Linked DNA regions of Homo sapiens: region 1 is linked to region 2. Evidence: read pairs that join two places in POLR2A ChIA-PET (ENCODE). Cell type or tissue: PC-9. All regions are shown on one strand. Region 1 has its middle 5.6 kb from the start of MYH16. Region 2 overlaps SMURF1 (SMAD specific E3 ubiquitin protein ligase 1).

Region 1 (5,000 bases), 150 kb before region 2:
AGCACTGCAGTACAGTGTGGCAGTGACAATGTCACGTACCAATGAGGATGAAGCTTAGAAACATGGCAAAGCGATAAAAGCACGTCATGGAGGAATGTCACGGAAGGGTGTGTCAAGTATGATACTTCCATGAAGCTCAAAACCAAGCACGACCTGCAGGCATATGTGCTAAAGCTATTTTTGAAAGGTAAGGAAATAAGCCAGGTGGTGTGGCTTATGCCTGTAATCCCAACACTTTGGGAGGCCGAGGTGGGAGGATCACTTGAGCCCAGGAGTTGGAGAACAGCCTTGGCAACATATTGAGACCCCATCTCTATAAAAAATACAAAAATTAGCCAGATGTGGAGGTGTGCACCTGTAGTCCCAGCTACTCGAGAGGCTGAGGTGGGAGAACCGCTTGAGCCCAACAGTTTGAAGCCACAGTGAGCTGTGATCGTGTCACTGCACTCCAGCCTGGGCGACAGAGCAAGACCATGTCTCTTAAGAAAAAAAAAAAAAAAGAGAATGGTTCATGTCAAAATTCAAGACAGGGTTACTCCTGGGGGTAGGGAGGGGATGGGAGAGGAAAGACATGAAAGGTTGACATTCTGGGCTTTTCAGTGGGTTCACAGGGTGCTGGCTTTATTATTATGTTTCATAATGTAACACCTTTTTACAGGCTTCAAATAGGACATAATAGAAACTTTTAGAAGGATAGAAGGTGCCAGGAGACCTGCATTCTGGCCTCAGCCTTCCTTGGATGTGCTGTGTGTCTGACTGTGGTTAAGTCACTGTCCCTTTGGGGGACCTAGGCTTCCCCTCCTGTCCGGACAGAATGCTGCCTGCAGGGCCCCTGGGACCTCTGAGCTGCGGGAACCCAAAATGCCACACGGGGCCAGGGAGTACAGCACCTAACTGAGCCACTGTGGGCAAAAGATGAGGAAGAATGCTCCCTGCCCCTCAAAAGGACCCCCGAGGAGCTAGACATCGCAAGGTAGAGAAATCAGGCTTGATGTCATAAAACATTTCCTGATATTTCAAAATTAATTGGCGTTGAGGTTTAGTCTTTGAAACAAGCATGTGGCTGGGGGTGGGGCCCACCTGAGCCAACTCCAAACATAGGAACACCATTTGCAGTCAGAACCATCCTGTTCTTTGTTCTCCTCCTGCTGCCAGTCTGCCTAGTCCTCAGGGAGCAAAACTGTCCCCAGCAGCCCTGGGCCTTCCCCTGGAACTGACGTGCCTAATGCAACCCTTGTACAACAGCAAGATGCAGTCTGTTTGGCCAGGTGGTAAACGGACAAGATTCTGAGCTGTGCCAGATTCTGAGATACCAGCTCCGGCTTTCCCGGCCACACGACCGCCACTGGTGGGCCTTATGCCGACTAGCTCTGTCCCGCTTCGTTCTGTGAAGTTGGGCATGCCACCTCCACCCCCTCTCCAGGCTTTCTTAAGTTTCCCATCTGTCAAGGGTGGGTAGGGAAAGGAGGGGCCCGTTGGTTTCTAAGATTCTTTCCAGCTCAATTATTCCATGATCCTGTCTCCAAACCTCAAGTGTCCCCCGCAAGTCAATCTAGCTATTTACAGCACATCTTAATTGTGAAGGATGCCAAAACAAACAGTTCCAGCAGGTTCTAGGGCAGTGTTACAATTCCACACACACAGAGTATTATAAAGCAAGCTCCAGGGAGTGAGGGACTCATTCTGTTCTCTTCACTGTGTGTCCCTAGAGCCTGGAACCATGCCTGGCACACAGTAGGCGCACCATAAGTGTTTGCTGAGTGACCAGATGCATTAGAGGCACAGGCATGCTGGAAGCTTCCATGCCAAGCCTGCGTCATGCGTGAGAACTTGGAGAGAGAAATGATCTGCTCCAGGCGGCACAGAGGCAGGCTTTGAGCTGACTCTCCTGACTGCAAAGCCTGTGAACCTCCTGTGTCACGGGGCGATCATGTTGGGGTGCAGTTTGTTGTGGGGGGCAGGGCGGCTATAGAAGGACACCTGGCACCACTGGCCTGGCTAGCCTTTACAACCCCACCAGGATGCTGCAGGGCCAGGAAATGGGATAGACCCAGGGCAACTCGGGCCCCATGAGTCAGGAGCAGGAGGTTGCTCTGTCTGAGTCAGTCCCATCTCAGCCGCTGGCTCAGAGCTGGGCTTACAGTGCTTCATTGTCCAGGCTCTGCCCAAGCAAACTTCCCCACGGGCCAGATCCATGACCTTGATTCTCATTGGCCCTTTTTATTCTTGGACACTCAGGGCTCAGGCCAGGTGTGGTGGCTTATGCCTGTAATCCCAGCACTTTGGGAGGCCGAGGCAGGTGGATTGCTTGAGCCCAGGAGTTTGAGACTAGCCTGGGCAACAGAGTGAGACCCCATCTCTACAAATAATTTAAAAAATTAGCTGGGTGTGATGGTGTATGCCTTAAGTCCCAGCTACTTGGGAGGCTGAGGCAGGAGGATCACTTGAGCCTGGGAGTTCCAGGTTGTAGTGAGCTGTGATTGCACCACTGCACTCCAGGAAGACCCTGTCTCAAACAAAACAAAACAAAACGTAGGGTTCTAAGAAATATTCTACCATTGATTGAGTTCCCCTCTGAGCTGAGCTGAGTTCTATGCGTGTTGCCTCTAATCTCCCCAAATTCTATGAGACTGGCATGACCAATCTTGATTTTTCAGGAAACTGAGGCTCTCAGCAGCTGGCAGACTTGCCCGAAGTAGGCCATTGGTCAGTGGTCAGGTGGAATCCACACCCCAAAGCCCACCTTCTTGGAAAAAGGCTGAGGGGGTGTGTAGGGGGAGACCGCCCACCATACCCTACCTTGGTGTGTCCAATTTTGTATTCATTCACATCTAGGTCAATGGCTGCAAGCAGCAGCTCTGAGGCCTTTTTGTTGTCCACGAACCCCTGGGGAATCACGTTGGGGTTCAGCACTTGGTACCTGGCAGGAGAGAGATGATTGACAGTCATCACTGTGCCCAAGCTGACAGCACATAAAACATGTTCATGCGGTTATCCGCTGGTCTTTGAGATGGACTTTGGACAGAGATTAGACTTGTTTGACAGATGCCCCTGGGAGGCAGAGAGATGAGATCAATAGGAGGCTTTGGAATAAGGGCTACAGCTTGGGAGTGGACATTGGTGTGGGTTGGGGGTACAGGGAGGAGCTGTTTCTAGAAATGAAGACACCAAAATCCCTTCCTGATAGAGCTTGGAGTTGAGAAAAGGGCATTGATCCAGACATCAGCAAACAGGTTTTTTATCATGACCTGGGAGCAGCCCCCTTTGTGATCTTGGACACACAAGTCCCCAACTGGGGACTTCAGAGGGGCTTGGATAAGGTGACCTCTAGTGACCTTTCCTGATCCATCAATCTGTGGCCCTATGTTCTAGGAAGTTGGAGGAGGTAGAAGATCATCTCTAAGGTGGGGGTATTAGTTACCCCAGTGTTCGTCCAGAAGCAGACCCTGAGATAAGAATTCAAGTGCAAGTAGTTTATCTGGGAGGTGGCAGAGTGGGGAATGGGAAGAAAGCCAATAAAAGGCACGTTATGGGGGCAGTTAGTGCAACAGGCAACTGGAGCTTAATGCTGCTGGGATCACTGGGAGCCACAGTGGGAGTATTTACATCATGGAAATGGGCAGACACTAGCAATCGGGGTTTTTTTTGGACCAGAAGAGCTCTTGTTTAACATTTACCAACACACTGCTGTCTGAGCGCATGTCTGGAAAATGTCTCAGATTTAGCCACCAGAAGGGTGAGGGAGCTGAGGTATTTATACACCAGCTCTCCTCAGTCACTGATTGAGGGCTCCTTCCAGGGAGGCATTAATTCCCAGGACTTTCAGCTTGCCAAGAAAGGGCAAAGCAGCATCCAGCAGCTGAGAAATGCAGGGGCTGGCAGTTGAAATTTGGGCAAGTGTCTATGGCCATACCACCCTGAACATGCCCAATCTCTTCTGAAATTTGGGCCAGTGTGTACTAAGGTAGTGACTGATGGTGAGGTGGTATTGGCAGAGCACCATAATATCTGCTGCAGTGGGATGTGACTTATCAGCTGGTCAACTCCTGGGCATCTGAGCCTTGCACCCAGGGAGACATCACTCACCTCTGTTTGAACTCCGGGTACTGCAGCCTGTTTGGGAAGCCCTTCCTGCAGATACGGATGCCTTCCAGGACACCATTGCAAGCTAGCTGGTGCATGATCAGGTGGGCGTCTATCACACCTGCCAAGGGGGAGGGTGCAGGATGGAGAGTCCCTCCTCTGGGGTGGGACAGGCCAGTCCTGGCCACTCAAGGAGGCTGAACTGAGCATCTGTGCCATCATCCCCAGTCTTCTCCTGTCACTGTCCCAGAGGCCCCAGGTCCCCCACCATTTGGCCAATGCCCAAAAGCTCCCAAGTTTGATTTCTGCCTGGCTGGGCACCATTCTGCTTTATAAAGCAGCTAGAATATGATTCTTGGATGACCCATTGTTGAGGTTTCTCTCAGAGCCTTGTTTTGCCCCCATCAGCCTTGGTGATGAAAGGTGGACTTAATTTGGAATGAACACTAACTTCACAGAACCTCAGGACTTCCAGCAGGGAGCCGTGACCCCACAACATACCCGATTGCTTAAACTCATTGGGGATAATACAGCGGACAAAATGGGGTGCGGCTATGGAGGGTGGTCATCAGCTTGTTCAGCTGCTCCTGGGGTTGGAGGACAAAGAACAAGTGAGTGAAACTTTGCATTGATGTTGCAGGACACCCACATGCAGGAGAGGTATTTGTTTAAAGTTTATTCACTTAAAACTGAATTAAAACTCAGCCACATGTGGTTAGCGGCTACCGTATTGGGCAGTGCAGAAGAGAACGTTTCATCATTGCAGAAAGTGCCATTGGGCAGCACTGCTCTCAAGGTCCAATGACTTGCTCAAGGGGCCGTGGTTTGCAAGAAGTGGGGCCCCTCCAGATTCAGAGCTGGGTCGTTGTAGAATCTCAGTACTAGGAGGAACCATAGGGTCTGTGTGGGCAAAGCCC
Region 2 (5,000 bases):
ACATATCCAAACCGTATCACCATGAGTTAAACCAATACATCAAATTTTTAGGGACAGTTGGAAGATCTTCAGAGTCAAGACAAAAGAGTTGAAAATGGGGTGTTGGACTATAACCATGAGTATTTTATACAATCTCTCTTTCTCCTTGAATCATAGAAATGGTGTTTGAAAGCTCCTTTCAATATAGAGAACCCCCTTACCTGTCAGTGCCCAAAGGCCCCCAACTGGGGAGATCTGAAGTGAGAGGAGGAAGCTGCCCAGGTTTTCCTGTCCCTGGAGAGCCATGGGTCCTGAGGATTGGAGCTTATCATTGAGCAGGCTGTTGTCACATACACAGCCTTCCAGCTTCTATTATGATGCATTGTACTGTTTATATAATCTTGTATTTGGGAAATGCCTAATTATATTTTTTAAAATTACTCCAATATCTGTCACTGTTAGATAAACACTTCTAGAATCTCATTCCCAGTGTTTTCTTTCTCCTGGCATGGGTCAACAACCTTCCTGTGAGCATATTTTCATTATATAATGGCCCCTTTATTTACATATTTACTCTTTCTAAAAGGTTAATTTCTTTGTGGGGAGGGAAGGTGATATATACACAGTGTAATATTTAAACTGTACAAGATGGCTTATTTGGAAAGGAAATCTCTTCACGCCTGGCCTTTGCCTTCAAGTTCTCTTCCCCAGAGGCAATCCACTGGTAACAATTCCTTGTATATTTTAGCAAAGATACGCTAGATAAAAATACTTGTACATATATTCTTTCTCTACCTCCCCATCCCCCTTTAAGAAGAAGCACACTATACACTGTTCTTTACTTTGCTTTTTTCCTCAATATATCCTGGAGATCAGGAATTCAAGACCAGGCTGGGCAAAATAGCGAGACCCTGTCTCTAAAAAAAAAAAAAAAAAAAAAAAAAAAAAAAAAAAAAAAAATTGGCATGTTAGCTTCTCAGGAGGCTGAGATGGGACGATCGCTTGAGCCCAGAAGGTTGAGGCTGCAGTGAGCTGTCATTGCATCACGTACTGCAGCCTGGGTACAGGGCAAGACCCTGTCTAAAAATAACAATGCAGAAATAAATAGGAACTATCTTAGAGATCCTCCCATATCAGTATAATATAGAGCTGTCTTTAAAAAAAAGTTGAGGTAAAATTCTTGCAACATAAAATTTACGTGTATAATTAAGTGGCTCTTAGTACATTCCCAGTGTTGTACAACCATCACCACTATCTAACTCTAGAACATTTTCATCACCCCCAAAAGAAACCCAATACTCATTTAGCAGTCACTTTCTGTTCCCCCAACCCTAGGCTTTACAACTACTAATCTGCTTCTGTCCCTATGAATTTGCCTGTTCTACATGTTTCATGAAAATGAAATCATATGTATGTGGCCTTTTGTGTTGGTTTCTTTCACTTGGCATAACGTTTTCAAGGTTCAATCCTGTCGTAACTTGTATCAATACTTCATTCCTTTTTCTTGCTAAGTAATATTTGATTGCATGGATAGACCACATTCTTTTAATTGATTGACATTTGGATTGTTTCTGCTTCTTGGCTATTGGGAATCATGCTGCTATGAACATTTGTGGGCAAGTTTTTGTGTGAACATATGCATATGTTTTTATTCTTGGATATGTACCTAAGAATGGAAATGCTGGGTCATATGGAATTCTGTATTTAAATTTTGAGGGACTGCCAAACCGTTTTCCAGTCACTGCATCATTTTACCATCCCATCAGTGGTGTTCAAGGGTTTCAGTTTCTCCACATCCTAGTTTACACTTGTTATTTTCCATCATCGTTTTGTTTTTTGCTGTTTAGTTATTATTACAGGCATCCTAAAGGGTAGGAAGTAGTATCTTATTGTGGTTTTGATTTGCATTTCCCTAATGACTAATGAGGATGAGCGTATTTTCATGTGCTTATTGGCTACTTGTATATCTTCCTTAGAGAAATGTCCACTATTTATCCATTATTTGTATATCTTCCTTAGAGAAATGTCCAATAATTTTTGTATTTTTAGTAGAGACAGGTTTCAGCATGTTGGTCAGGCTGGTCTTGAACTCCTGACCTCAGGTGGTCCGCCTGCCTTGGCCTCCCAAAGTGCTGGGATTACAGGCGTGAGCCACCACGCTCAGCATATATATTCTTGATATTAGACTCATCAGATATATGATTTCCAAATATTTTCTCCCATTTTATGGGTTATCTTTTTACTTTCTTAACAGTGTTCTTTGCTGCATAAAAGTTTTAAATGATGGAGTTCTTTATTTTTAAATTTTGTTGTGGCCGGGTGCAGTGGCTCACGCCTGTAATCCCAGCACTTTGGGAGGCCGAGGTGGGTGGATCACCTGAGGTCAGGAGTTTGAGACCAGCCTGGCCAACATGGTGAAACCCCGTCTCTACTAAAAATACAAAAAAATTAGCCAAGTGTGGTGGTGGGCGCCTGTAATCCCAGCTACTCTGGAGGCTGAGACAGGAGAATCGCTTGAACCCAGGAGGCGGAGGTTGCAGTGAGCTGAGATCATGCTATCGTACTGAAGCCTGGGCGACAGAGTGAGACTCTGTCTCAAAAACAAAAACAAAACCAAAAAAAGCGTTGTTTGTGCTTTTGGTATCATATTGAAGAAATCATTACCTAATCCAAAGTCATAACTAATTTACCTCTATGTTTTATTCTAAGAGTTTTAGTATTTTAGCTCTTAAATTTAGATCTTTGTTCTATTCTGAATTAATCTTTATATATAGTGTGACATAGGGGGGTCCAGATTTATCCTTTTGCTAGTGGATATCCAGTTGTTCCTGCACCATTTGTTGAAAAGACTGTTGAAAAAGACTTTTCCCCCATTGAATGGTATTGGCACCCTCTTGAAAAAAAAAATTGACTGTAAATATATGGCTTTATTTCTGGACTCTCAATTGTATCCTGTTGATCTATAATGTCTCTCCTTATGCCAGTACCACACTGTTTTGATTACTATTGCTTTGTAGTAAGTTTTAAAATAGGAAGTGTGAGTCCCCCAGCTTTGTTCTTTTTCCAGATCGTTTTTGCTATTTGGGCTCCCCTGTAGTTTTATATGAATTTTAGGATGAGCATATCCATTTCTATAAAAAAGGCACTTGGGGCTTTGATAGAAATTGCTTTGAATCTGTAGGTTAATTTTAGGAATATTGTCATCTAATATTATGTCTTCATATTATTAAGTCTGTGAACACAGGATGTCTAAGTCTTCAGTTTCTTTCAATAATGTAATTTTCAGTGTATGAGTCTTGTATTTTTTTGGTTAAGTTTATTTCTAAGTATTTTATTCTCTTTGATGCTAATGTAGATGGAATTCTCTTCTGAATTTCATTTTTGGATTGTCATTGCTGGTATATTGAAATACAGCTGATTTTAGTATGTTGATCTTGTATTTTGCAGTTCTGCAGAGCTTATTCATTAGCACTAACAGCTTTTGTGTGGATTCTTTAGGGTTTTCTATATATAAGATTATGTCATTTTTCAATAGAGATAGTTTTACTTCTTCCATTCCAATCCAGATACCTTATTTGGCAATTGCAGTCTAGTCTTGTTCCTGTTATTAGTGGGGAAGCCATTTGGTCTTTCACCAGTAAATATGATGTTAAGCAGTGGGTTTTTCATAGATGTCCCTTATCTAGTTGAGGGAGTTTCTATTCCAAGGATGTTGATATTTTTATCATGAATGTTGGAATCTGTCAAAAAAAATGTTCTGCATCAATTTGGATGATATTGTGGTTTTCCCCCTTTATTCGATTAACATGGCATATTACATTGATTGATTTTTGTATGTTGAACCCTTGCATTCCTGGGATAAATCCCTTGATCATGGTGTATAATCCTTTTAATATGCTCTATGTTAAATTTGTGCATATTTCGTTGAGGATTATTTGCATCTGTACTCATAAAGGATATTGGTCTGTAACATCTTTGTCTGACTTTGGTATCTGGGTGATACTGGCCTCACAGAATGAGTTAGGAAATGGCTCCTCTTCTTTTATTTTTGGAAGAATTTATGAAGGGGTTTTGTTAATTTAAAAAAAAAAATGTTTATGGTAAAGCTCACCAGTGAAGCCATCTGGTCTTAGAGTTTTTCTTTTTGGAAGTTCTTTTGGTTATTGAATTAATCTGTTTGTTATAGGTCTATTCATTTTGCTCTTTCTTCTTGAGTCTTTAAAAAATTTTTAATTTTTGTGTTGAGTCAGTTTTTGTAGTATGCATATTTCTAAGAATTTGTCCATTTCATCTGGGTTACCTAATTTGTTGGCATACAATTATTCATAGTATTTTTTTTTAAGTTGAGTAGTAGTGTCCCTAGTTTCTCTTTCTCTCTCTTTCTTTCAAGACAGGGTCTCACTCTGTCAGTGGTATGATCTCAGCTCACTGCAGCTTCAGCCACCCAGGCTCAAGTGATCCCCGCACCTCAGCCTCCCAAGTAGCTGGGATTACAGGTGTGTGTCACCACACCCAGCTAATTTTTGTCTTTTTTGTAGAGACAGGGTTTCACTGTGTTGTCAGGCTAGTCTCAAAACTCCTGAGCTCAGGTGATCCACTCGCTTCAGCCTCGCAAAGTGCTGGGATTACAGACATGAGCCACTGCACTGGCCCGTGTCCCCACTTTCATTTTTTTATTTCTAGTGATTGAAATCTTCTCTCCTTTTTCCTTGGTCAGTCTATCTAAAGATTTGTTAGTTTTATTGATCTTTTCAAAGAACCAACTTTTGATTTTCTTAATTCTCTGTATTGCTGCTTTATTCTCTATTTCACTTATCTGTGCTCTAATCTTTAATATTTCCTTTCTTCTGCTTGCTTTGGGTTGAATTTGCTGTTCTTTTTCTAATTCCTTGAGATGGAAGTTTAGGTTATTGATTTCAGGTCTTCCTATTTCAATATATGCATTTATAGCTATGAATTTTGTTCTCTTCACTGCTTTTGTTATATGCCACACATTTTGATATGTTGTATTTTCATTCTCA

Evidence for each region. ChIA-PET counts read pairs that join two places held together with the same protein. Peaks named below come from ENCODE experiments on the same cell type or tissue, not always from the same donor. Only the 100,000 strongest peaks of a DNase experiment are listed, where the experiment ranks them.
Region 1: POLR2A ChIA-PET joins it to region 2 with 10 read pairs; 3 of 35 experiments call an interaction of 5 or more read pairs at or near these places.

The regions. Positions count from the first base shown.
Region 1 is chr7:99,264,774-99,269,773 of GRCh38, reverse strand. It overlaps a transcript of MYH16 not described here. Among named protein-coding and RNA genes, the nearest start is that of MYH16, 5.6 kb to the left of the region's middle. In PC-9, no CTCF peak of the experiment used is centred here; DNase peaks (open chromatin) are centred at 1,613 and 2,093; H3K27ac peaks cover 2,844 bases.
Region 2 is chr7:99,114,943-99,119,942 of GRCh38, reverse strand. The region is part of intron 1 of SMURF1 (SMAD specific E3 ubiquitin protein ligase 1); the gene reads left to right. Among named protein-coding and RNA genes, the nearest start is that of SMURF1, 27 kb to the left of the region's middle. In PC-9, no CTCF peak of the experiment used is centred here; no DNase peak of the experiment used is centred here; H3K27ac peaks cover 960 bases.